Linked DNA regions of Homo sapiens: region 2 is linked to region 1. A link is an interaction called in ENCODE POLR2A ChIA-PET data of the cell type or tissue named here. Cell type or tissue: A673. All regions are shown on one strand. Each heading gives the region's core, and the rest is flanking DNA. Links, peaks and the distances in the headings are about the cores only. Region 1 has its middle 25 kb from the start of LINC00385. Region 2 overlaps HMGB1 (high mobility group box 1).

What was found. Peaks named below come from ENCODE experiments on the same cell type or tissue, not always from the same donor. Only the 100,000 strongest peaks of a DNase experiment are listed, where the experiment ranks them.
Region 2: POLR2A ChIA-PET joins it to region 1 with 10 read pairs; 3 of 35 experiments call an interaction of 5 or more read pairs at or near these places.

The regions. Positions count from the first base shown.
Region 1 is chr13:30,172,423-30,184,777 of GRCh38, reverse strand. No RefSeq gene overlaps it. Among named protein-coding and RNA genes, the nearest start is that of LINC00385, 25 kb to the right of the region's middle. RefSeq lists enhancers at 4,496-5,241, 5,242-5,988. In A673, for the core only: no CTCF peak of the experiment used is centred there; no DNase peak of the experiment used is centred there; H3K27ac peaks cover 605 bases.
Region 2 is chr13:30,448,775-30,461,129 of GRCh38, reverse strand. HMGB1 (high mobility group box 1) reads left to right here. Exons shown (of 5, transcript NM_002128.7): 5 at 1-4,426. It overlaps LOC107984577 (a long non-coding RNA gene), which reads right to left. Exons shown (of 2, transcript XR_001749803.2): 2 at 12,157-12,355. Among named protein-coding and RNA genes, the nearest start is that of HMGB1, 11 kb to the left of the region's middle. In A673, for the core only: a CTCF peak has its summit at 7,132 (motif pointing left); a DNase peak (open chromatin) is centred at 7,109; H3K27ac peaks cover 3,580 bases.

The sequences.
Region 1 (12,355 bases), core at 2,608-10,607:
GGGGGAAACAGCCCACACCCTTGGAGGTAAGGGGGCAAGGTGAGTTTATGCCCTGCCCTATTTTTGCTGGGAAGGTATCTGTGGGGTTGAGCCATAAATTTACAGATTTAAGAGACTGAGTGAAACCCAAAAGGGTTAAACCAAAATGCTGTGAAACTCATACTAAGATACATCATAATTAAACTTCAAAAGTTAAAGACAAAAAAAAATTCTTGAAGGTGCCCAGAAAGAAACAGTCATTACTTGTAGTGGAACACCAGTTCAAATGACAGTGGATTTCTCATCTGGCCAGAAGGAACTGGGCAACATTTTTTAAGTATTAAAAGAGCTGCCAACTGCAAATTCTCTATCAAGGGAAAACATCTTTCAAGAATGAAGGGGAAATAAAGAACATTATCAGACAAAAACTAAGAGAATTTGTTGTTAGCAGACCTATTTTTTAAGAATGACTAAAGGAAGTTTTATACATAAGGGAAATAATAACAGAAGAAGGCCTGGAACTTCAAAAAGGAAGAAAGGATATCAGAGTGGGTAAAAATAGGAGAAAATAGGCTATCCTACTTCTCGTGAGTTCCTTAAATCATATTTGATGGTTGAAGCAGAAATTTTAGCACCATCTAATGTGGTGTTCAGTATAGGTATAGAAAATACTTGAGACAATTATATCTAAAAAGCAGGGAAAGTAAAGGGACAAGAATGGAAGTAAGGTTTCTATTCTTCAGTCAAGTGGTAAACTTCAATACCAGTAGACTGTGATAAGCTATGTGTGTATCTTGTAATATCTATAGCAACCACTAAGAAAATGGTGCAAAACAAGATACTTGAAAACACTGTAAATACAAGTCATGTGCCACATAATGATGTTTCAGTCAGTGATGGATCACATCTACAATGGTGGCCCATAACATTATAATGGAGCTGAAAATCTTCTATTTCCTAGTAATGATGTAGCCACTGTAACTTCATAGCGTGGCGCATTGGTCATATATTTGTGGTGATGCTGGTGTGAACAAACCTATTGTGCTGTCAGTCATTTAAAAAGTAAAAAGAATATATATATATAAATGTAAAAATAGAAAAATCTGATAGAATTTAAGATTTACATCTTATTCTATATATCTTCTAGAAAGAAAATATTTTATACTGTTATACAATGGGTGTGTGTTTTAAGCTGTTACTATAAAAGTCAAAAAGTTAAAAACATTGAAGGATAAAGTTGAAAACTTTATATCAAGCTAAGGTTAATTTATTGTTGAAGAAAATTTTTTTAAGTAAATTTAGTGCAGTCTGTGTCTAGTGTTTATAAAAATTGTACCATACTACAACAAAAAGTGGACAGTAATGTCCTAGGCCTTCACATTCACTCACCACTCACTCACATCCACAGCAACTTTCAGTCCTACAGACCCCATTCACGGTAAGTGCCTGATACAGGTGTACCATTTTTTAATCTTATATACTATATTTTTACTGTACCTTTTTAATATTTGATATGTTTAGATCCACAAATGCTTACCATTATGTTACGGTTGCCTGCAATATTCAGTACAGCACCATGCTGTACAAGTTTGTAGCCTAGGAGCAATAGGCTATATCATACAGCCTAGGTGTGTAGTAGGCTATGCCACCTAGGTTTATGTGAGGACACTTTTGATGTTCACAAAATGACAAAATTACCTAATGTCACATTTATCAGAATGTATTCCCAATGTTAAGTGACACATGACTGTACATCAGATGAAATCCTAAAAAATACTCAAGTAACCCATTGGAAGATAAGAGAAATGGAGGAATTAGAAACAAAAGAAACAATAGAAAACAATAAAATGGCAGATTTAAACCCTAAGACATCAACAATTACCTTAGATATAAATGGTCTAAATATACCAATTAAAAGACAGAAATTGACTGAGTGGATTAAAAAAGCATGATTCAACCTATGCAGTCTACTTCAAATACAACAACATAGGTAAAGGGATAGAAAAAGATATACCATGCAAACATTAATTTTAAAAAATGCAGGAGTGTCTATATTCTTATCTGATAAAGCAGACTTCAGAGCAAGTTACTAGAGACAAAGGAGGGACATTTCCTAATGCTGGAAGGCTTAAGCCACGGGGAAGATACCGGGAAGATACCAAACAGTAACATAAAGACCCAGATACCAAACAGTAACATAAAGACCCAATCGCAGCCCTGGTTGGTGTCTTTCATTATTCACAGGACTGAAGAGCTTTTGAGAGTAAAGATCACAGTGGCTGGTCTCGGCTCACACCTCCTGCCCCAGGATGTGCTTTAGGAATGTTGTTAACTAACTGTAGTGGAAGACAATTGCTCTTGCAGTCTGGCTCACAAGTCTACACTCCTCTTCAGGAAAGGCCTCCAGGGAGTGAGGAGTCTGTAGCAACTGAGTGGCCCCAGGAAGCAGGGCTAGTGTGGACTGGCTCCCTCTTGAGTTGTGGTGGGGGCTTGCTTTCCCAGCATGCTCTCTTGGCTGTTTTGCTAGAGTCTCCCTTTGGGCACCTGCGCCCTAAATGTAGAGAAAATGCCCATAAGCTACTCTGCATCCCTTTTATAGGTCCTCCCAAGAAACCTTGGAGTTCTTAATGCAAATAACTTCCCAGCTCTTGAGAGACATATGTAGATTAGGCCCCACAGTGACCCCATGCAAGAAACCATATCCATAAATAATCCCAACTTGAAGACCCGCCGGGGTCAACCAGCGAACCATTTGATTAAGTAATGCATTGAAATGCAGCGAGGTCCCATGTCACGACGGGAATGTAAATCTGAGGGGGAATGGCCGGAAGTAAGTGGAAACTTCTTGTGTTTGTATGATGATGATACTTGGTGGTCGGAAAGGAAATTATTTATTTGGGAAATCTCCGCAGTGGCATTATGAGATCACCAGTATATTGTTAATGGTTTCTGTGCTCGTGCTTTTTAGTTTAGCATTTGCTCTGTACCTAAAATTTATAGGACATGCTGTGGTGGCAGGTTTGCCTGGTGAGCCTAGTGAGGTGGGCCAGCAGGTGAGGCCAGAGTGAATGAAGCTGTGGCCTCAGAGGGGAGGTTTGCCCCTGGGCCTTTTAGGGAGAAGGGCTGCATCCTGGGCTGCGGGACCAGACAACTCAGAGATCCAGCCCAAACATTCCTGACCACATCCTCCTCCTGAGTCCGTCCTTGTTCAGGTTTCTATGGTGGCACCTGTTTTGTTTCGTTTTTTTCGAGACAGAGTCTTGCTCTGTCGCCCAGGCTGTAGTGCAGTGGTGAGATATCGGCTCACTGCAACCTCTGCTTCCCGGGTTCAAGCAATTCTCCTGCCTCAGCCTCCCGAGTAGCTGGGACTACAGGCACCGCCACCATGCCCAGATATTTTTTTGAATTTTTAGTAGAGACAGGGTTTCCTCATGTTAGCCAGGATGGTCTCGATCTCCTGACCTCGTGATCTGCCTGCCTCGGCCTCCCAAAGTGCTGGGATTACAGGCATGAGCCACCACTCCTGGCCACTATGGTGGCATCTTTACTGTGGGGCCCAGACTTCAAACTTCTGCTGTCCGTGACCCTCCTAACCCAGGCCTTCTCCTCACAGTAGCCTGAACCCATGGGCTCAGGCAGCAGTATTAACCCCACACCATGCCTCTCTGCATAGGGGCTTGCCTCTCCTTCCTCATCCATGTCGCTGGCTTCTGCATTTGTCCAGCACCTCACCTTTGGGATTCATCTAGTGGGCCTCTCTAGTGTTGAGCCTTGACATTCGCCTGGGCCCATCTGTACCAGCCCTTGGCTGCTCCTGGTCATCGCCCACCCTGGTAATAGCCTCTTTGACCTGAGCCCCCACTGGATGCTCCAGCACCTCCTCCCTTCTTTTCTTCCCCTCATCCATCCTCACCCATGAATAGTCACTGCAAGAATCCGCTTAGCATTTCCATGACCCCACCTTGGCAGAGGCCACCATCCTTTGCATCCTGCACACCTCACTATATGCATGGCCTTCGTGCTAAAGGACAGGATGGCACGTTGATTAACAGGAGGCTCTGCAGCCCAGCTGCTGCCCAGTTCGAATCCTGGCTTCACCGGTATCTAGCTGTGTGACCCTGGGCAAGTTAGTGAGCCTTTCTCTGCCTCTGAGGTCCTTATCTATAAAATCTAGATCATAATTGTAGCTCCCCTACAAGGCTACTGGGAAGAGTAATGAATTAATCTATATAAAGTATTTAGAACAGGGCCTTACACACAATAAGTGGTAGGTGTTTACTGTTTTGCTAAGTTAATCTTTAAGAGGTAAGCCAGCTTGTAAAAGCTCACCTCTGTCCCCTGTAGGAATACGCTATTGCACCATGCTTAGCATGCTATGGCCACCCAGCCTGAACGCGAAGGCTAACATCAAAACCAGGTTGAATAGAGGTGATGGGAATTCTGGATGCTTTTCTGTCTAATTTTTGAAGAGTGATGTCTTCCCTGAAAGAGTTAAAGTTAATATTAGCTCCTGAAGCAGATGGCTCTTGAAGAACAACCAATGGAAGAAATGCCTTCAAAGACTGGGTGGCATTTTCTCAAATTCTCAATCTCCTGTCAACCAACTGGGGAATCTTCACTCCAGAGCTCTTCTGAGTGGGTCTTTCTGCAGCTGGCTTGTCACCACAGCACAGGGCTCCTTGTCTCTCAGGGTTGAGCTGTTGCCTCTCATTCTTAGCCACAGGTGGCCTCTCCACCCTGCTAAGGATGTTTGTGTTCCTTGCAGGAAAGACCTTAATTTATTTTGCAATATTATTGTGCTTCTATTTAGTTTCTTTTCTCCAGCAGAAGAGGGAAGAAAGAAGTGCTTCAAAGCTGCATGTCACCACTGAGAACAGACAAATTCCTGAGACAGGCCCAAAAGTCACAGCCGGTGGCCTCATCACCTGGAGAGCCTGGCCTCTCTGGCTGCCAGCCCACCTGTGCCCCCACCCTTGCCCATACACTGGCCTTTGATCATCCACACTCAGCAGGATCACACAGCCCACCTTCCTAACACTGCTGTGCCAGGTGCTGCCTGCTGCATCTGGGGCTAGTGGCTCAGGCTTCAGCCCAGGACTGTTTCTTGTGATGATGGAAACACCTGGCTCTTTGTCCCTAATTGTCCTGGCCTCACGGCAGGAATCTCAGCAGACCATGTCCTACAGCTAGGATCATTATGGAGTGATGGGGACTAGGACAGAAAGGCTTGGAAGAGGGAGGGGTCAGTGCTTGCTGGGGGGTAGGAGCGGCGGGGGATGGAAGTAGGGGGAGGATCCGAAGAGGCTTCCCCGGAAAGATGATGCTGGGCTGAGTTTTCAAAGATGAGTGGGTGTTCACCAGCGGACTGCAGGGGAAGGGCGTGGAGAATTGCAGGTAGAGGAAGCACTTGGAGCAAAGATGCGGCAGCACAGGGCTATGCACAGGGTGAAGGGTGCAGTGAGGGGTGAGAGGGCAAGGGGTATCCCACACTCCGGGGGTGACTCTGGATGGCACCCCAACCCTAAAGTGCAGAGCTGCACTAAAAATCATTCACTCTGGCTGGTCCAACAGGCCAGGTTTTGGTCCAACAGGCCAGGTTTTGCCTGCAAAATAACCAGAAGCCTCCCGTGACAGACCCAGGGGTGTGCTGGAACAAGGCCATCTTTCAGGTCCAGGAGGAGATAGGCCAGCATTGCTAGGCAGGCAAGCTCTGCACAGAGAAGGCAGCTGGAGGACGCTCAGAGGAAAGCCTCGGCCTGAAGAACAGGCAGGCCTTCTGGAGGGAGGTGTGCCATCGAGTCAGGCCCACCCACCTGTAGGATGAGCCAGGCCAAGTGAAGCTAAGTTTACCCTCCCTCAAGGCAGGAATTTCAAAGAACCATCCTGGACAGGTCCTCTGTAGTGTTTAATTACCCATTATAATCCATTAGCTAGTTAGACATTGATATTTAATTAATTAAGCATTTATCAAATGGCATCTATATGCCAGGCATTGCACATCCCATAGGGGATTAAAGAAGTTGTAAAACATGGTCCCTGTTCCCCAGGAGCTCAAGGCTGGGGAGATGGATCCATACACAAGTGCTACCAGTACCATGTGATCTGTGCTGGAGCCACAGCTGTGGCCACAGAGAAAGGCAGACACTCTCTTTGCTGGCAAGAAGCTAGGGGTGGGAAGGGCATAAGAGATGCTTCTGAGAAAGAGTATCATGGAGCCGAGTCTTGGAGTGTTAGTAGAAATTTAATCAGTGGAAGGGTGTGAAACAACCTTCAAGTCAGCTACAACAGCTTTTTCAAAGGCATGAAGTTATGCAAACCGTAGTGTGTGGGGGGAGCATCTAGTAAAGGCTTGTTAATTCACAGCATGTCCCATCACTCCCCACCTCCCAAACCCATGGCCGATGAGCCAACCAACCACAGCAATCTCTCCTCTTCCTCCTCTGCAAAGGGTTCCAGGCAGGTATAACAAATCTACAGAATCAGTGCTCTTGGCCATCCTGGGATTCACATTTTTGTGTTGCTACATTAGAAGGCAGGAGATGATGTTGGGAGAGTCGTCTGGGGCCAGTACATACTGAGCCTGTGTCATTCTGAACTCCATCCTTCTGCTGATGACAGCCCCACCCACCTGCCCCTCACCTGCCGGTTAGCACAAACTTCAGTCTCCCCAGGATTGTCTCACCGTTCCTTGTCTCTCTTCAGATCCATGCCTGCTTCTCTTGCACATCTGAAGTTTCTCCAGCATTGATTTTTTGGGGAAACATTCAGGCTCTTGTCAATAGACACCAGCTCTCTTCTTTAGAAACCACAGGCCTGAGCCTCTTGGTATTATATATGACATGCAAAGCAAGTACTCTAAGGTAGAATTATTCTATGGTGAACTATTGCCACACTCAGCTTCATTTAAGAAAACGTTTGCAATATTGAAACTCTGGAAACTTATTAATCAACCACTGGTCTTTGATTCTCTACATAAAAGCTTGCCCCAGAATGGCCTATATAAGGGTGTGTCGCCCACCTCTGAAGAATGTGTAAAAGAACCACCTCAAGGCACAAAAAGGTAAAAACTGGCTCCTGAGAGGGCAAATCTCAACTCCAAGTGGTACGACACTAGATGATGTTATAATCCTATCCTTCGAAACTTCTGGTTTGATAACATTAAAAAAATGGATGTTCTCTTCAGGTGAGCATATGTTCTGCAGTGCCGAGTGACTTGTGATGACATGGTCTTCCTCTCATGTGCCAGTAACCTTTCTCAGGAGGAAGCAAAACCTGCTGTCCAGTTATAATCAGAAAGTACAGCTCAATATTCATACCCAGTATACATTTTGCTAAATGTTACTGGTTTTGGCAACTCTCTTCAGCATCCAGGAGGACTGTTTAAATCCCCCTAAGCAGGTTAACTTTTCTGAAGGTGTATTTGATGACCAGCCCATTTTAGCAGGTCACATAATGTGGCCATTCAAAACCACACATTTTAGAAACCATGTTAAAGCTCTCCTAGGCCTTGTCTTGTCTCTACAGGGGAAGGCCTGGGGTTTTAACTGGGCACTTCAGCACTTGGACATATTCAGGAAATCGTTTCCTGAGAAAAGTCTTGGCCCTGCGTCCAGGTTCTCCTCTAATCCACCCTGGGTGGAGATGAGATGATCTTTCATCCAGGCTGGATGATCTTTCATCCAGTAATTGACTGAATTATATCAAAATGTAATTGGCTCTTCAGTTTTCACAAGAAATTTGTAATTTTGCTTCCTACAATCATTGCCAGCAAAGCTTTGGGCCTTCTTTTCAGTCAATCACCCAGAATACCTGCCTGTCAAGCAAGTCACCTGTTGTTATCAGACTTTTTCTAACTCCTGTGTTGCATGAATAAACACAGCAATAAGGAAGATGAGTTTCAATAAAGAGCCAAAGGGCCTGATAACCTTTCTTTCCTCTAAGTGGCTCTTGGAGATGAGGGGACATACCCTTTCCCAACAATGGAGTCTGGGGGAGGTGGGCTTGGAAAAGGAATATTTAAATTTATATAATTTCATTTTTGCAAAGTGAAAAATGACCTATCATTTTTAAAAATAAAAACTGCAGAACGTGAAGCTCTGTGGATTCTTCTGGCAGATAGAACTAATGGAATTGCAAAGCTCATCCTTTGTGCATCCCCCATGAGTGGGCTGAGCTTCTTATGTTTATCAAGAAATAGGGCACAAGTTTAAAGGATGGTGCGAGATGGCTCTAGACTCCCTAATTAAACTCTACTCCGGAATGGGGAGACCAGACAACATGCAAATAACAGTGGAAACTTCCTTCTAGTTGAGCCGCATTGGTACCAAATAGTAAAGGAATAAAGCTTGGTGTGACTCACCATTCAGAAAGCTGTATTGGAGAGCATCAAGGAAGATGGTAGCAGAAGTTCAGAGAGAGGTGCAGCAAGGAAATTGCCAAAGCCAGACACCAGGGAGGGAGATGTGGCTGGAAACCCAGTGAGAACAGCTGGGCTTTCCTTGGCATGCAATAGACACCACCAAGGCATTAGTGCTCAGCTCACATTCTCCTCATTCATTGGGTCACCCTTATGTGTAGTGTGTGAACATCTAACATCATGCCAACTTGATCACCAGAAAGCTACCTACCCAGGCTATGCTGTACTGGTTCCCCAGGGAAATCCCATCAAAGACCTACAAATCCTTGGCACCCTTGACTTTGAAAGAGGATCCATGTAAGGAACAATCATATAAAATCACTATTATATAAAGACCTATATATGACTGGTTCCTTTCAAAATGGAGGCCTTATAAATTGATGAACTTCCTTCTATTACATATTGAAAGCTGTACAACTTGTGTGTTTCTTGTTTTGCCTTAGCTCTTAGCTAGATTTTTTGTGCTCAGTCATAAAAGGTATATTGGCTTAGGTTTTTAGATACAACTCTCTCCCAATTTTTATTGCTTTGTAGTTGGTCTTAAAAAAACCTTTAAAAATCGATTTTTATTTTTTATAACTTTTCATTTTCTTTGCCTGTGTCCTTTTTTGGATATAGATGGCGTACCATATAAACAGTTCTCTAGAAATAATTTCACACAGTGGTTTCTATTACAAACTGTCTTACCTAAAGATATCCTTTTCTTTAAACGTGACACTTCCACACATTTAAGATTTAAAAATAGCTCTATACGCAGGTTTTATTACACACACACACACACACACACACACACGTAGCCACAGTCTTAAAAATCCACAAAGATAGGATACTCTAAGCAATATTTTAAAGAAAAGCTACCTTAGCACTTGGATATTCCTTTGAAAAAGACCATTGAAATTCATTTTGTTCAATTCCTTATCTTCGTACCTTAATTATAAATAAGAAAAAAGTCACAGCAATCTGCACTGTGTAGTGGGCGTCTGCTCTGCCCCAGGTACTGTGCCGATGCTCACCCACCTTATTGTTAATCCCCACCCACAACCCTGTGTAAAAGGAATTACTTAACTTATTTCATAGATTAATAAACTGAGGCTCACACAGGCTGGGCGCCTTGACTAAGCTCACAGTTAGTCATTTAATAACCTAATAATAATGTTTTAAATAACTATTATCAGACCTAATCTATCAGAGTCCTTTGAGGCCGTGGTTGTAACCACCTAGTACCCTAATTTTTCTTCTTCTTCTTCTTCTTCTTCTTTTTTTTTTTTTTGAAATGGAGTTTCACTCTTGTTGCCCAGGCTGGAGTGGAGTGCAATGGCACGATCTCAGCTCACCACAACCTCCTCCTCCCAGATTCAAGTGATTCTCCTGCCTCAGCCTCCTGAGTAGTGGGGATCAGAGGCATGTGCCACCATGCCCAGCTAATTTTATATTTTTTAGTAGAGACGGGGTTTCTTCATGTTGGTCAGGCTGGTCTTGAACTCCCGACCTTAGGTGATCCGCCCACATTGGCCTCCCAAAGTGCTGGGATTACAGGCGTGAGCCACCATGCCCGGCTAGTACCCCCATTTTTCTAAGAGATACTTTATTTTTTTTCCTCTCTCTTTTTTCTCTTTCCTACTTTTCCACACTTCCTACTTAGCCCTTTAGAAATGTAATCATAGCCTTTTACCTCCTCTTCACCAGACGCTCCCTACAGGGCAAGTTCATCTAACTATGTGCTTAGAAGCTCCAGAGCAGAACTCTCACCCACCAGGAGGCTGCCTGAAGAGATAACAGCCCATTTACAACCAAAGTATGCACACTAGAGTTTTTGACCACCTTTACAACCTATTTTTTCCCAGGAAGACACCAACTCAACTGGCCAGTAGATAAGGCACTGAAGGGAGTACACAGACCCCCGCCACATCCCACTCACCGGCTCACTTCCACCACTGTGTAGTCCCCACACTTTAAAATTGCCCACTTCCTTTTTTTTCACTCTGTCACCCAGGCTGGAGTGCAACAGCACGATCTCGGCTCACTGCAACCTCTGCCTTCTGGGTTCAAGTGATTCTCATGCCTCAGCCTCCCTAGTAGCTGGGATTACAGGTGCCCGCCACCACGCTTGGCTCTTTTTTGTATTTGTAGAAGAGGCGGGGTTTTCCCATGTTGGCCAGGCTGGTCTCGAACTCCTGACCTCAGGTGATCCACCTGCCTCAGCCTCCCAGAGTGCTGGGATTACAGGTGTGAGCCACTGCGCCCAGCCAAAATTGCCCACTTTCTGCTCCAAAAGTGAAGTGGTACCCATAAAGCAGGAAGCCTGTGTACTTCTTCCCCTAAAGTAGCTTTGGAATAAAAAGTCACTTTCTTTCTACCAGACCTTGCTCTTCTTAATTGGATTCGGAAGAACCTGCAATTCAGTGACATGGTGATTAGCGGAATGCCTGTTGGCCTAGTAAGCAAGTAACCTTTGCAAACATTTATAGGTTTGTGGGGTGTGTGTGCACATGTGTGTGGGGGGATAACTTTGGACCCTCTTGTTATTGCCCCATGATTGGTAGTTCTATTTCAAACTCTGTTTTTCTGCCTGCTTTCTTGGAGCTCCTAATAAGGCGATTGGAGTACAGACTCTTCTGCTTGGCAGATTCTCGTTTCCTCTCACCCCACCCATTTTGTACTTCAATATTGCAGTTTCCAACAGTAGGATGCCTGGTTTTTGGATGACATTAATGAGTTAAGAGCAGCAGATTTATAAACGTGTGAGTTTCTTATTAGGCTAAAAGTCATTTGGTTTTCATTTTTTGTTAACTCTATGTTTAATCATCCTAAAACCAAATTGTCTTTTTCAACCCAAATAAATGATTTCCTTCTTAGATCCAAGAGCTTTCAGGCTTTGAAGATAAAAGGACAGGCTGTTTCACAGCTCAAAACTTTCCATGACATGTTGCAGAGACAGGAAGCGAATTTGCAATCCTGGGCGCATTCTAAGAGGTTCATTCCAGAGAGAGGTATCTGATTCAAAAGCAGCGACCCTTGCTTCCTAAACTGTGAAGGACACCCAACTGCTCCGTAGTCCTCCTCAGAGTCAGAAGTGAGCGTGCAATGGCGCCGCACTGACACCAACACCCCCACTCGGCAGAGCCTGTGGAGGATGCACTGAGGAGCTAGACTACGGCCAACCACGATGACGTCATAAAGGGAAGGGTAGCATCCGCTTGGAAAATGGGACACAGATATTTGTCAGCAACACTAAAAATTAAAGGCCTCACACGGAAAAACTGGGTTAAAATACAAACTTCAATGTATTATTGTTTTATCTTCTCAAGGAGAACTGGGAAGTAATGATCCACACATTTGTCATGCTCAACAGAGCCTTAAGGGAAGTTAACACAGAGCGTTAAACACCATCTATTAAAGAATCGCATTTCACAATAGTGAGTAAAAGGAAAAAACCTTAGCAAACGAAGGAGGCCATTCTTCCCCCCAGTTTATTTTCATGCTCAAACTAATCTATTAGTTACAAGAGGGGAAGAAAGACAAAAGTTTTTAAAATTTAGGTATAATAGAATTGTTTTTCTCTTGCGACATACTGTTTTAAGTCCCTTTATTCAGAATGCCACCTTACAGTGATGCAATACAGAGGACGCTAACACTACACGCCTTCTTAGTTGTCAGGCAGGGACCCTGCGAGTCTTTTAGCCCTGCAAGACTACAGGGCCAGGTTTAGACAATATATTCAACTTTTAAAAAGTTACTGGACACAAGCAAAAAGGTGCCAATTCCCAGTTGAACCATTTTTTTTAATGGTCACTTGGGCCCCACCTATGGACGTCCTTCAGGAAACAGGCCTGTGAAGAAACCACCTGTGCAGCGTGTCGGTGAAAGAGGACAGAGGGCATCGTGGATGTCATTCAGCCTCCAAATGGAAACCTATAGATATGACACATGAAAGTGTCTGGACTCACACAGCCTCACTCT
Region 2 (12,355 bases), core at 409-8,408, 280 kb before region 1:
GGGGTTGTAAATTGGCATGGAAATTTAAAGCAGGTTCTTGTTGGTGCACAGCACAAATTAGTTATATATGGGGATGGTAGTTTTTTCATCTTCAGTTGTCTCTGATGCAGCTTATACGAAATAATTGTTGTTCTGTTAACTGAATACCACTCTGTAATTGCAAAAAAAAAAAAAAAGTTGCAGCTGTTTTGTTGACATTCTGAATGCTTCTAAGTAAATACAATTTTTTTTATTAGTATTGTTGTCCTTTTCATAGGTCTGAAATTTTTCTTCTTGAGGGGAAGCTAGTCTTTTGCTTTTGCCCATTTTGAATCACATGAATTATTACAGTGTTTATCCTTTCATATAGTTAGCTAATAAAAAGCTTTTGTCTACACACCCTGCATATCATAATGGGGGTAAAGTTAAGTTGAGATAGTTTTCATCCATAACTGAACATCCAAAATCTTGATCAGTTAAGAAATTTCACATAGCCCACTTACATTTACAAACTGAAGAGTAATCAATCTACTCAAAGCATGGGATTATTAGAATCAAACATTTTGAAAGTCTGTCCTTGAAGGACTAATAGAAAAGTATGTTCTAACCTTTACATGAGGACTCTATTCTTTAACTCCCATTACCATGTAATGGCAGTTATATTTTGCAGTTCCCACATTAAAGAAGACCTGAGAATGTATCCCCAAAAGCGTGAGCTTAAAATACAAGACTGCCATATTAAATTTTTTGTTGACATTAGTCTCAGTGAAGACTATGAAAATGCTGGCTATAGATGTCTTTTCCCATTTATCTAAATATGGACTGCTCAGGAAACGAGACTTTCCATTACAAGTATTTTTAATTAATTGGGCCAGCTTTTCAAACAAAGATGCCACATTCAAAATAGGGTATATTTTCCTATATTACGGTTTGCCCCTTTATAAATCCAAGTAGATAGGAAGAAAGAAGACAAACTTTGCATCTCAGTATGAATTATTCAATTTATTTGAATGATTTTTCTTTACAAAACAAACTCATTCATTAGTCATGTTTATCTGCTTAGGAGTTTAGGGAACAATTTGGCAATTTTGTGGTTTTCGAGATTATCGTTTTCTTAAAGTGCCAGTATTTTAAAATAGCGTTCTTGTAATTTTACACGCTTTTGTGATGGAGTGCTGTTTTGTTATATAATTTAGACTTGGATTCTTTCCATTTGCATTTGTTTATGTAATTTCAGGAGGAATACTGAACATCTGAGTCCTGGATGATACTAATAAACTAATAATTGCAGAGGTTTTAAATACTAGTTAAATGGCTTTCACTTAAGAACTTAAGATTTTGTTACATATTTTTAAATCTTGTTTCTAATAATACCTCTTAGCAGTACCTTTTAAATAAGTATAAGGGATGGCAAAGTTTTTCCCTTTAAAAATACTCACTTTATGCTTATAAATAGGTTAATGGGCTGATAAAAGGTTTTGTCAAACATTGCAAGTATTCGGTGCTATATATAAAGGAGGAAAAACTAGTTTTACTTTCAGAATGATTTAAACAAGATTTTTAAAAACAAGATACATGCAAGCGAACAGCAGGGTTAGTGATAGGCTGCAATTGTGTCGAACATCAGATTTTTTGTTAAGAGGAGCAAATGACTCAATCTGATTTAGATGGAAGTTTCTACTGTATAGAAATCACCATTAATCACCAACATTAATAATTCTGATCCATTTAAAATGAATTCTGGCTCAAGGAGAATTTGTAACTTTAGTAGGTACGTCATGACAACTACCATTTTTTTAAGATGTTGAGAATGGGAACAGTTTTTTTAGGGTTTATTCTTGACCACAGATCTTAAGAAAATGGACAAAACCCCTCTTCAATCTGAAGATTAGTATGGTTTGGTGTTCTAACAGTATCCCCTAGAAGTTGGATGTCTAAAACTCAAGTAAATGGAAGTGGGAGGCAATTTAGATAAGTGTAAAGCCTTGTAACTGAAGATGATTTTTTTTAGAAAGTGTATAGAAACTATTTTAATGCCAAGATAGTTACAGTGCTGTGGGGTTTAAAGACTTTGTTGACATCAAGAAAAGACTAAATCTATAATTAATTGGGCCAACTTTTAAAATGAAGATGCTTTTTAAAACTAATGAACTAAGATGTATAAATCTTAGTTTTTTTGTATTTTAAAGATAGGCATATGGCATATTGATTAACGAGTCAAATTTCCTAACTTTGCTGTGCAAAGGTTGAGAGCTATTGCTGATTAGTTACCACAGTTCTGATGATCGTCCCATCACAGTGTTGTTAATGTTTGCTGTATTTATTAATTTTCTTAAAGTGAAATCTGAAAAATGAAATTTGTGTGTCCTGTGTACCCGAGGGGTAATGATTAAATGATAAAGATAAGAAAAGCGCCCATGTAACACAAACTGCCATTCAACAGGTATTTCCCTTACTACCTAAGGAATTGTAACCATTGCTCAGACATTGTAGGATTTAACTATGTTGAAAACTACAGGAGAGGCCGGGCGCAGTGGCTCACGCCTGTAATCCCAGCACTTTGGGAGGCCAAGGCGGGCAGATCACGAGGTCAGGAGATTGAGACCATCCTGGCTAACGTGGTGAAACCCCGCCTCTACTAAAAATACAAAAAATTAGCCAAGCGTGGTGCTGGGCGCCTGTAGTCCCAGTAACTCAGGAGGCTGAGGCAGGAGAATGGCGTGAACCCGGGAGGCGGAGGTTGCAGTGAGCCGAGATTGTGCCACTGCACTCCAGCCTGGGTGACAGAGCAAGACTCCATCTCAAAAAAAAAAAAAAAACACAGGAGAGACAACTGGTTTTTGAATGAAATACATGGGTACTGCCTTGCTTGACATCACATAGTCCTTGATGAAAGTTCACATTTAGGTCTGCTTGGTACAATACGCCTCCTAAAAAGGTCCTTGATGAAAGTTCACATTTAGGTCTGCTTGGTACAACACGCCTCCTGAAAGGGTCTGATAGCTTTCAGTAGCAGTAAGACACTTGCATGTGATGGTAAGGTATCTGCAAATTTGCACACACCGTACACAGCTTAAGTCTTAGAATTAACTTGCTAAAATGTGAGCCTTTGGTAATTAGGCTGTTTTATTAGGGAGTGTGATAATATTTGAATTTCTTTTCATATTTGTGCTTTGTGTCATTTTCAAATGACCCTTGAAATGTATTTTAAAAGTAGATAAAAGCCAGAAAGTGATTTGATTGTCTATCCAGCAAAAGATGGTGGTTCATTTTCTTGTCCTCTTAATACCAAGGCAGTGCTAATAACACTTGCCACAACTTGGGAAATTCCATGGGTCTATGCCACATTGCTCCCAGAGTAATGAGGCAAAATAGTGCTCTGTTATAGAATTGCTTGTTTCACGATACATCATGACAGATAACCATACAACATGGAATGACACAAACATAATATGCCACACTCCAGAATATGTAATGCTCGTCTTCCAGGGGGGTTCAGTCTAAGGTAATCTCTACCAGGAAGAAATGCTAGATGACTTTAGACATGTGCATTGGTTTGGACCTTCTAATTAGTGGAATTTTTACTTATTTTGACATGAGAGATTACATAGAATCTCTATGTTGCCCAGGTTGGTCTCCAAATCTGCTCAAACAATCCTCCCGCCTCAGTTTCTCAAGTAGCTGGGATTACAGGGACACACCACTGTGCTTAGCTTAAATAGTTGAATTTATTGGGCATCCACTGAAAAGAAGGAAGTAGGAATAAAATCTGCAATAGTATGACTAAACCTGTAAGTGAGCATGAGCAGTGGTGGGCAAGGGTATGCAGACTCTGGAATCCAGAAATAGAAAGTCAGTGGAAAGCCAGGCACAGTGGCTCACACTTATAATCCCAGCACTTTGGGAGGCCGAGGTGGGAGGATCACTTGAGGCCAGGAGTTTGACACTAGCCTGGGCAACATAGTGAGGCCTTGTCTACTAGAAATAAATAATTTTGCAGATATACTAAATACCATTTTAAAAATAAGTGGAAAAGGGATTAGAGAGATCCTTGTAAATTATGTACTCATATTCATTGTTCTCTTTAGTCACATAATTCAGTCATGTACGTGACATTCCACAGTATGGTGCTCCATAATACATATTTTTTCTTTTTTCGATCTCACTTGTATATGATCCATAATATTTTTCATCATTCCCTTACTGATGGACATTTAGATTGTTTCCTATTTTTTGCTGTTTAACAGTACTGCGCTGAACATCTGTACATTTCTCTCAGGCATGTGTGGGTCTTCAGATACCTCAAAAGTAGAACTGCTGAGTCAAAAGACATTTGCATTTAACATTTTGGAAGATGTTGATAAATTGCACCCCACCACCCCCCCCCCCCGCCCACAAAAGCTGTTATTTATGCTGTGAAACATTTTAACAATGATTTTGCAATTAATCAAGATTTTTACTGGTTTTTCTTTGGCTGTATAACTCTATTTTTAAAAACGAGAAATTAAAATACTGAAATACTGTCATTTGTCCAGAGCTACCTGACCAGAATAAGAAACACAGAGAGAATCAACTGAAAGACTCTTAGGACAAGCCACTGCTTTATTTAAACTGCTAAACTATTTCTCAAACTCCTGGCCTCAAACTATCCTCCCTCCCTCCTCGGCCTTGTTGCTGAGATTACAGGCGTGAGAACCACAGTTCCTGGCCTAAACTGCTAAACTATTTCTCTAAAGTTACTGCAGTAACTAAATAAGTAATCCACTGTGTGAAAATGAGGAGGTTCTTTCTCATTTTGATATACTCTGTCCTAAATGGAAGTATGTGGTAGTTTTTTGGTTGGTTTGTTTTATTCTGGGGAGGGTCTTTTCTAGCAGAGATTCTATGTCAATCTTACAGAAGCTGCAGCCAACAGTTTTGGAAATGCAAGTTGTTCAATAAGGTGTAGCAAAAGGAGAAATGTGTGGCCCAGATACTAGCCTTTAGGAGACAAGTGTTTGGAAAGGCAGAATGGATTCTGAGGATTTGCCTTAAATGGAATAAAGTTCACCAGTTCCTTGCTGGAGATGATACTTTATGGCAAAGGACATACTCCAAATGTGCTTATAAATGAAATTGTATTTATATGCTCAAAGTGAAATTAAGCTGGCCGGGCGCAGTGGCTCACGCCTGTAATCCCAGCACTTTGGGAGGCTGAGGCGGGCGGATCATGAGGTCAGGAGATTGAGACCATCCTAGCTAATACGGTGAAACCCCCTCTCTACTAAAAATACAAACAAATTTTCCGGGCGTGGTGGCGGGCGCCTGTAGTCCCAGCTACTTGGGAGGCTGAGGCAGGAGAATGGTGTGAACCTGGTAGGCGGAGCTTGCAGTGAGCCGAGATCGCGCCACTGCACTCCAGCCTGGGTGACAGCGAGACTCCAACTCAAAAAAAAAAAAAAAAAAAGTGAAATTAAGCTTAGTTCCTTAGCGTTACATAGAATCTCTCATTAGAGGCTTTACCGTATTTTGTTTGTTAGCTTTTGCTTTTTGGGTTTTTTTCTCCTTTTCACAGGTGTTGACTGTACCCTGGTTTTGTTTATTGGGTTTCAATTAGAGCTTATTTTATAAAGTGATCTGAACATAACCAAGTAAGAGAATAAAAAACCCTAAAATAAAATAAGGATCTGTTGAGTGTGAGAGAGTGCTCCTAAAGATAAAGAAAAACAAGATGCTCAGTTGCCACAGCCTCAGGTGCCACTGTAATCCCTGGAAGAGATGAAGAGTAAGAACTTGGAGGCTACTCAAAGCAAAGATATTGCAGCTCCCCCACCCCTACACCCCAAGCCCCATTTCCCCAGGCCTTGCTCTGCCACCTGGAATCAGCCTGGCTGGGGCTTGGGCACAGGGAATGGGGCTAGGCACACTTAGGCTCAGAAGCAGAGAGGCTGACCAGAGAGCCTGTTTTCAGGGAGGGACAGAATAAGGCATAGCACTAGTGTAAGGTCCTAGCACATTACAGGCGAAGGGGGTCTAAGGGCTACCGTAGTCTAATCTGTGCATTTTTACAGAGTAGTGGACAGAGGCCCATAGGGATTCAGAGGCTTGCTCAAGGACAAATGGCAGTATCAAAACACTCTAGCAGCACCAGGCTCACAGTAGGTGCAAAAAAGATGTGAGCTCTTTCCCCTTCCCTTAAGGACAGCAACAAAAAGGCTGGAAAACTTCCTCATTGCCCCTCACTTCCAGGCCTGGGTTCTTCTGCTTTGGCTACAATTTTTGCTATGCTAGGATAGCCAGTACATTCTGCCATCACTGAGGTTCTTCTCTGGCTTTCTCCTTTGATTTACTTGGACAGAACATTTCTGAACTGAACCAAACCAAACCAAACAAAAATACTCCCAGTCATGTAGAAAGTTATAGGCTATCTGATTCTAAAGGGCTGGTAATCACTAATATAATAGATGCTGCTTAGGACTGTAGCCTGATCTTCTGGAAGTAGAAGCAAGATGCAATATGCTACACACGACAATAACTTTTGAAAAATCGGTTGCCCTTATTATGAATGAAACTTACATTATTGAAACAAAATAAATAAGAAAACAAAAACCTGTAATTCTACCAGTCAGCAAGACTATTACCATATTATGTGCCCTTCCAGTTTCTATATATAACATGTAATATATATAGATATATAGATATAGATAGATTTTAAAAATTGAGGTGAGACTCATATAACATAAAATTAACCTTTTTTTTTTTTTTTTTTTTGAGACGGAGTCTCGCTCTGTCACCCAGGCTGGAGTGCAGTGGCGCGATCTCGGCTCACTGCAAGTTCCGCCATCCGGGTTCACGCCATTCTCCTGCCTCAGTCTCCCGAGTAGCTGGGACTACAGGTGCCCGCCACTGCGCCCAGCTAATTTCTTGTATTTTTAGTAGAGACGGGGTTTCACTGTGGTCTCGATCTCCTGACCTCGTGATCCGCCTGCCTCGGCCTTCCAAAGTGCTGGGATTACAAGCCTGAGCCATCGCTCCCAGCCCATTCATTCGTTTTTAAGGCTGAATAATATTCTATTGTGTGTATATACCATAATTCCTTATTCATTCATCCAGTGATAAGGTCTTAGGCTGTTTCCACCTTGTGGCTATTGTGAATAATGCTGCTATGAATGTGCGTGTACATGTATTTGTTTGAGTTCTTGTTTTCAATACTTTGGGTATATATCTAGGAGTGGAATTGTCGGGTCATATGGTAATTTTATGACTAGCTTTTTAAGGAACTGCCAAACTGTTCTCCACAGCAGCTGCACCACTTCACATTCCCACCAATGATGTATGAGGGTTTCAATTTCTCTACAACCTTGCCAGCACTTCCTATTTTCTATTTTTTAAAATTATAGCCATCCTAGTAGGTGTGAAGTGGAATCGCATTGTGATTTGATTTGTGTCTCCCTAATGACTGATGATACTGAGTGTCTTTTCATGTGTTTATTGGCCATTTGTATGCTTTGGAGAACTAATTCAAGTTCTTCACCCATATTTAAATTGAGTTGTCTTTTTGTAGTGTTGTGTGCATATAGATATACATACATATATATGTTTTAAAAAATGTTAATAATTTAAAAATACTGCATTTGTAAGCTGCTTTTTCTACTTCACAGTCTATCTTGAACAAAAGTCTATGTCAGCTGGGCACAGTGGCACACACCTATAATCCCAGTACTTTGGGAGGCCAAGGCAGGCGCATCACTTCAGGCCAGGAGTTTGAGACCAGCCTGGCCAACATGGTGAAAGCTTGTCTTTACTATAAATACAAAAATTAGCCAGGTATGGTGGCATGCGCCTATAGTGCCAGCTACTCAGGTGACTGAAGCACAAGAATCGCTTGAACCTGGGAGGCGGAGGTTGCAGTGAACTGAGATGGTGCCACTACACTTCAGCGTGGGCAACAGAGTGAGATCCTGTCTTTAAAAAAATTTAAAAAGTCGGCCGGATGCGGTGGCTCACACCTGTAATCCCAGCACTTTGGGAGGCTGAAGCGGGTGGATCACCTGAGGTCAGGAGTTCGAGACCAGCCTGGCCAACATGGTGAAACCCCGTCTCTACTAAAATACAAAAATAAACTGGGCATGGTGGTGGGTGCTTGTAATCCCAGCTACTTGGGAGCCTGAGGCAGGAGAATTGCTTGAACCCAGGAGTCGGAGGTTGCTGTGAGCCGAGGTCGCACCATTGCACTCTAGTCTGGGCAACAAGAGTAAAACTCCATCTCAAAATAAATAAATAAATAAATATAAATATTAAAAAAGTCTATGTCATCATATATTCTTATTCTGCTGGGCATTATTTTAAGTGCCTGAATGTAAAATACCATAAATTATTCAATCAATTCCATATTATTAGACATTTAGTTTATGATTTTTTACTGTTACATATAAGGTTAACATGACTATCCTTTCTTTATGCTCACACCTTTGCCCATAATTATTTTCTTAGGATATAAATATATTCCTCAAAGGGAAATCACTGAATCAAAAGATGAGCCAAATTTGGTGAATTTTACCAAGCTACCTTTGGAAAGTTTTCACCCAAATGTAACAACTTTTTAAAAGGCTATTCAGACAATTTTACATAGAAGGGATACAAAATAGGGTCATGGTTTCTAAGATTTTATAAAGGTTCAAGCCTACAACAGTGGGGGGAATCGTGAAAGGAGTAAACCTTCAAAAGCAAGCAGATAAAAAGCCTGAAAAACTTGGAAAACCATTGGATTGAAATGTCCATTCCTCTTTATACTTCTGTTACCTTACTACTTTTCAGGTTGGAGATTAACAGAAAGAGCTTTTATATTCAAGTAATTGCAGAACTGCAAAAAGTGAATGCCTAGATCAATTGGAATTGGTAGAAAAACTGAAAATTTTGCACGAGCATTAGAGCTTTTTTGCTTTTTACTTCATTGTGTCACTGTACTTTGTAAAAACCTACATAATCTCCAAAATTTACTAATTAGTAACTGTATCAGATTTTTTTTCTTTAAATAAGGTTAAATAACAACATTTTCACATACTGTTTTAAAACCAAGACGTAGATCAACATTCTTTCAGGCATTTAACAGTGGCCAATAGGCCAACATGAAACTGAATTAATTATGTATAATTTATCCTCTAGACAATCCCATAGGAATCTTTTTCATACATTGATGAGTAATGGATTTTACCCTACATAGGTCACTGAAAAGCAGTGTAAATTTCATGGCTTTTTTGTGTTTGTTTGTTTTTTTTCTGAGATGGAGTCTTGCTCTGTCGCCCAGGCTGGAGTGCAGTGGCACAATCTCAGCTCACCGCAACCTCCGCCTCCTAGGTTCAAGCGATTCTCCTGTCTCAGCCTCCTGAGTAGCTGGGATTACAGGTGCCTGCACCATTCCTGGCTAATTTTTGTATTTTTTAGTAGATACGGGGTTTCACCATGTTGCCAGGCTAGTCTCAACCTCCTGACCTCAAGTGATCCGCCCGCCTCGGCCTCCCGGAGTGCTGGGATTATGGGCGTGAGCCACCATGCCTGGCCTCATGTTTCTTTTAAGCACTTAACTTTTAGAAGGCAGCATTGCAAACTTTCACGTCTGAATTTATATATATTGAGCTTCTATAGATAATTACAGTGTACCTTTAGAAATAATATTGATTTTGGCCAGGCGCAGTGGCTCACACCTGTAATCCCAGCACTTGGGGAGGCCAAGGCAGGCGGATCACGAGGTCAGGAGATCGAGACCATCCTGCCCAACATGGTGAAATCCCCGTCTCTACTAAAAATATAAAAATTAGCTCGGCATGGTGGCATGCACCTGTAGTCCCAGCTACTCGGGAGGCTTAGGCAGGAGAATCGCTTGAACCCGGGAGGCAGAGGTTGCAGTGAGCCAAGATCACACCACTACATTCCAGCCTGGGCGAAAGAGTGAAACTCTGTCTCAAAAATAAATAAATAAATAAATAAAAATATAAAACTTGGGAGTTTTTAAAAAAATTGTTAAGGTCCTAAAGGTTTTTAAATAACTGTACTTAAGAATCAACTGACCCAGGCCAGTCTCTACTAAAAAATCAAAATAATATTGATTTTGGCAGGGCGCGGTGGCTCACGCCTGTAATCCCAGCACTTTGGGAGGCCGAGGCAGGCAGATCACTTGAGGCCAGGTGTCTGAGACCAGCCTGGCCAATGTGATGAAACCCTGTCTCTACTAAAAATACTAAAATTTAGCAGTGCATGGTGGTGCATGCGTGTGATCCCAGCTGCTTGGGAGGCTGAGGCAGGAGAATTGCTTGAACCCAGGAGGCAGAGGTTGCAGAGAGCTGATATCATGCCACTGTACGCTAGCCTGGGCAAAAGAGCAAGACTCCGTCTGAAAAAAAAAACAAAAAACAAAAAACAGAGATGCCATTTTTTTCTTTATTGTTTTTTGCTACATCTTCATTTTCAGGCCAAATCTAATTTGTTCTTACCTCTAGGTCTTAGTAGGCTATTAATAACAATTCTTAAAATCTCACTAAGAAATCATCAAAATATTTCCATTTTATTTTATTATGAATATCTTTTTTTCTATGTTATTTATTCATTTTTTTTTTTATGAGACAGAGTCTTGCTCTGTCACCCAGGCTGGAGTGCAGTGGCACAATCATGGCTCACTACAGTCTAAACTTCCTGGGTTCAAGCAGTCCTCCTACCTCAGCCTCTCAAGTAGGTTAGGACTACAGGCATGCACCACCATGCCTAATTTTTTTAAAATTATTTTTTGTAGAGACAGAGTCTTGCTATGTTGTCCAGGCTGGTCTTGAATTCCTGGCCTCAAGCAATCCTCCCTCCTTGGCCTCCCAAGGCGTAATTCCACCCTCACACCATTTTTTTTCCAGAGATGGGCTGTCCCGCTGCTAAATGAGCTATGTTGTGATTTCACAGCAACAGACTTACAAGGAATAGCTTCTACTGTCAGATATCCAAAGGAATTCCTAAAATTTATTCTCCACCCAAGGGCCCTGGAACCTGGGTCTCCATAGTTTTTGTTTGTTTGTTTGTTTTTGAGATGGAGTTTCACTCTTGTTGCCCAGGCTGGAGTGCAATGGTGCGATCTTGGCTCACTGCAACCTCCGCCTCCCAGGTTCAAGCATTTCTCCTGCCTCAGCCTCCTGAGTAGCTAGGATTACAGGCACCCGCCACCACGCCCGGCTACTTTTTTTTTTTTGTATTCTTAGTAGAGACGGGATTTTACCATGTTGGTCAGGCTGGTCTTGAACTCCTGACATTAGGCAATCCACCCACCTCGGACTCCCAAAGTGCTGGGATTACAGGCGTGAGCCACCGCTCCCGGCCTCCATAGTTTCTTTTCTCTTTAATTCCAGGAAAGACAGCAGTTAGGTGAGTAATGGAAATTATCAGATGAAAATAATAATCTTGTCATCTAATCTAGATTCCTTTCTGTGACCCAATTTTAGCTATTATAAGAACCAGAATAAAACCCATCTGCCATCACTTCAGAAAGTGCCAGGGAAAAAGTCTAAGGAAGGCTTTTATTATTTATTTATTTATTTATTTATTCTTCTTTTTTGAGACAAAGTCTCACTCTATCGCCCAGGCTGGAGTGCAATGACTCAATCATGGCTCACTATAGCCTCAACCCTCTGAGTTCAAGTGATCCTCCCTCCTCGGCCTCTTGAGTAGTGGGACTACAGGTGCACACCACCACGCCCAGCTAATTGCTGATTTTTTGTAGAGACAGGCTCTCTCCATGTTGCCCGGGCTGGTCTCAAACTCCTGGGATCAAGTGATCCTCCCATCTCAGCCTCCCAAAGGCCTGGGATTACAGGCATGAGCCACTGCACCCGGCCCTGAGGAAGATTTTTAAACAATAAACTAGCAAGAGGCCCAGTGAGGTGGCTCACACCTGTAATCAATCTCAGCATTTTGGAAGGCCAAGTTGGGAGGCTTGCTCCAGCCCAGGAGTTCAAGGTTGCAGTGAGCTATGATCATGCCACTGCACTCCAGCTTGGGTGATATAGCAAGACCATGACTCTGAAAGAAAGAAAAAAAAAAGATAATAAATTAGCAAGATATATAGTCATGATAAAGCTGTTTAAAATTATGTTTGCAAGCTAAGTTTACATAGGAAAGAAACATTTGCTGCCTGGTAGAAGAAGTCTCTTCATTTTTAAAAAAGAGATTTTAAAAGAAATTTTATTCATCAAAATGTAGCTGCTACAAGAACTATGATATTGTACCATTCGGTATATGGTCCTCTTACTAGCTTAAAACTTGATGGCATGACTTCGAAAGTGTAAAAATGGTAAAACAAAAACAGGGCAAATGCTCAGCTGTCTTTTCTTTCAGAGAAACTCCAAGGCATGAAGGAAACCCT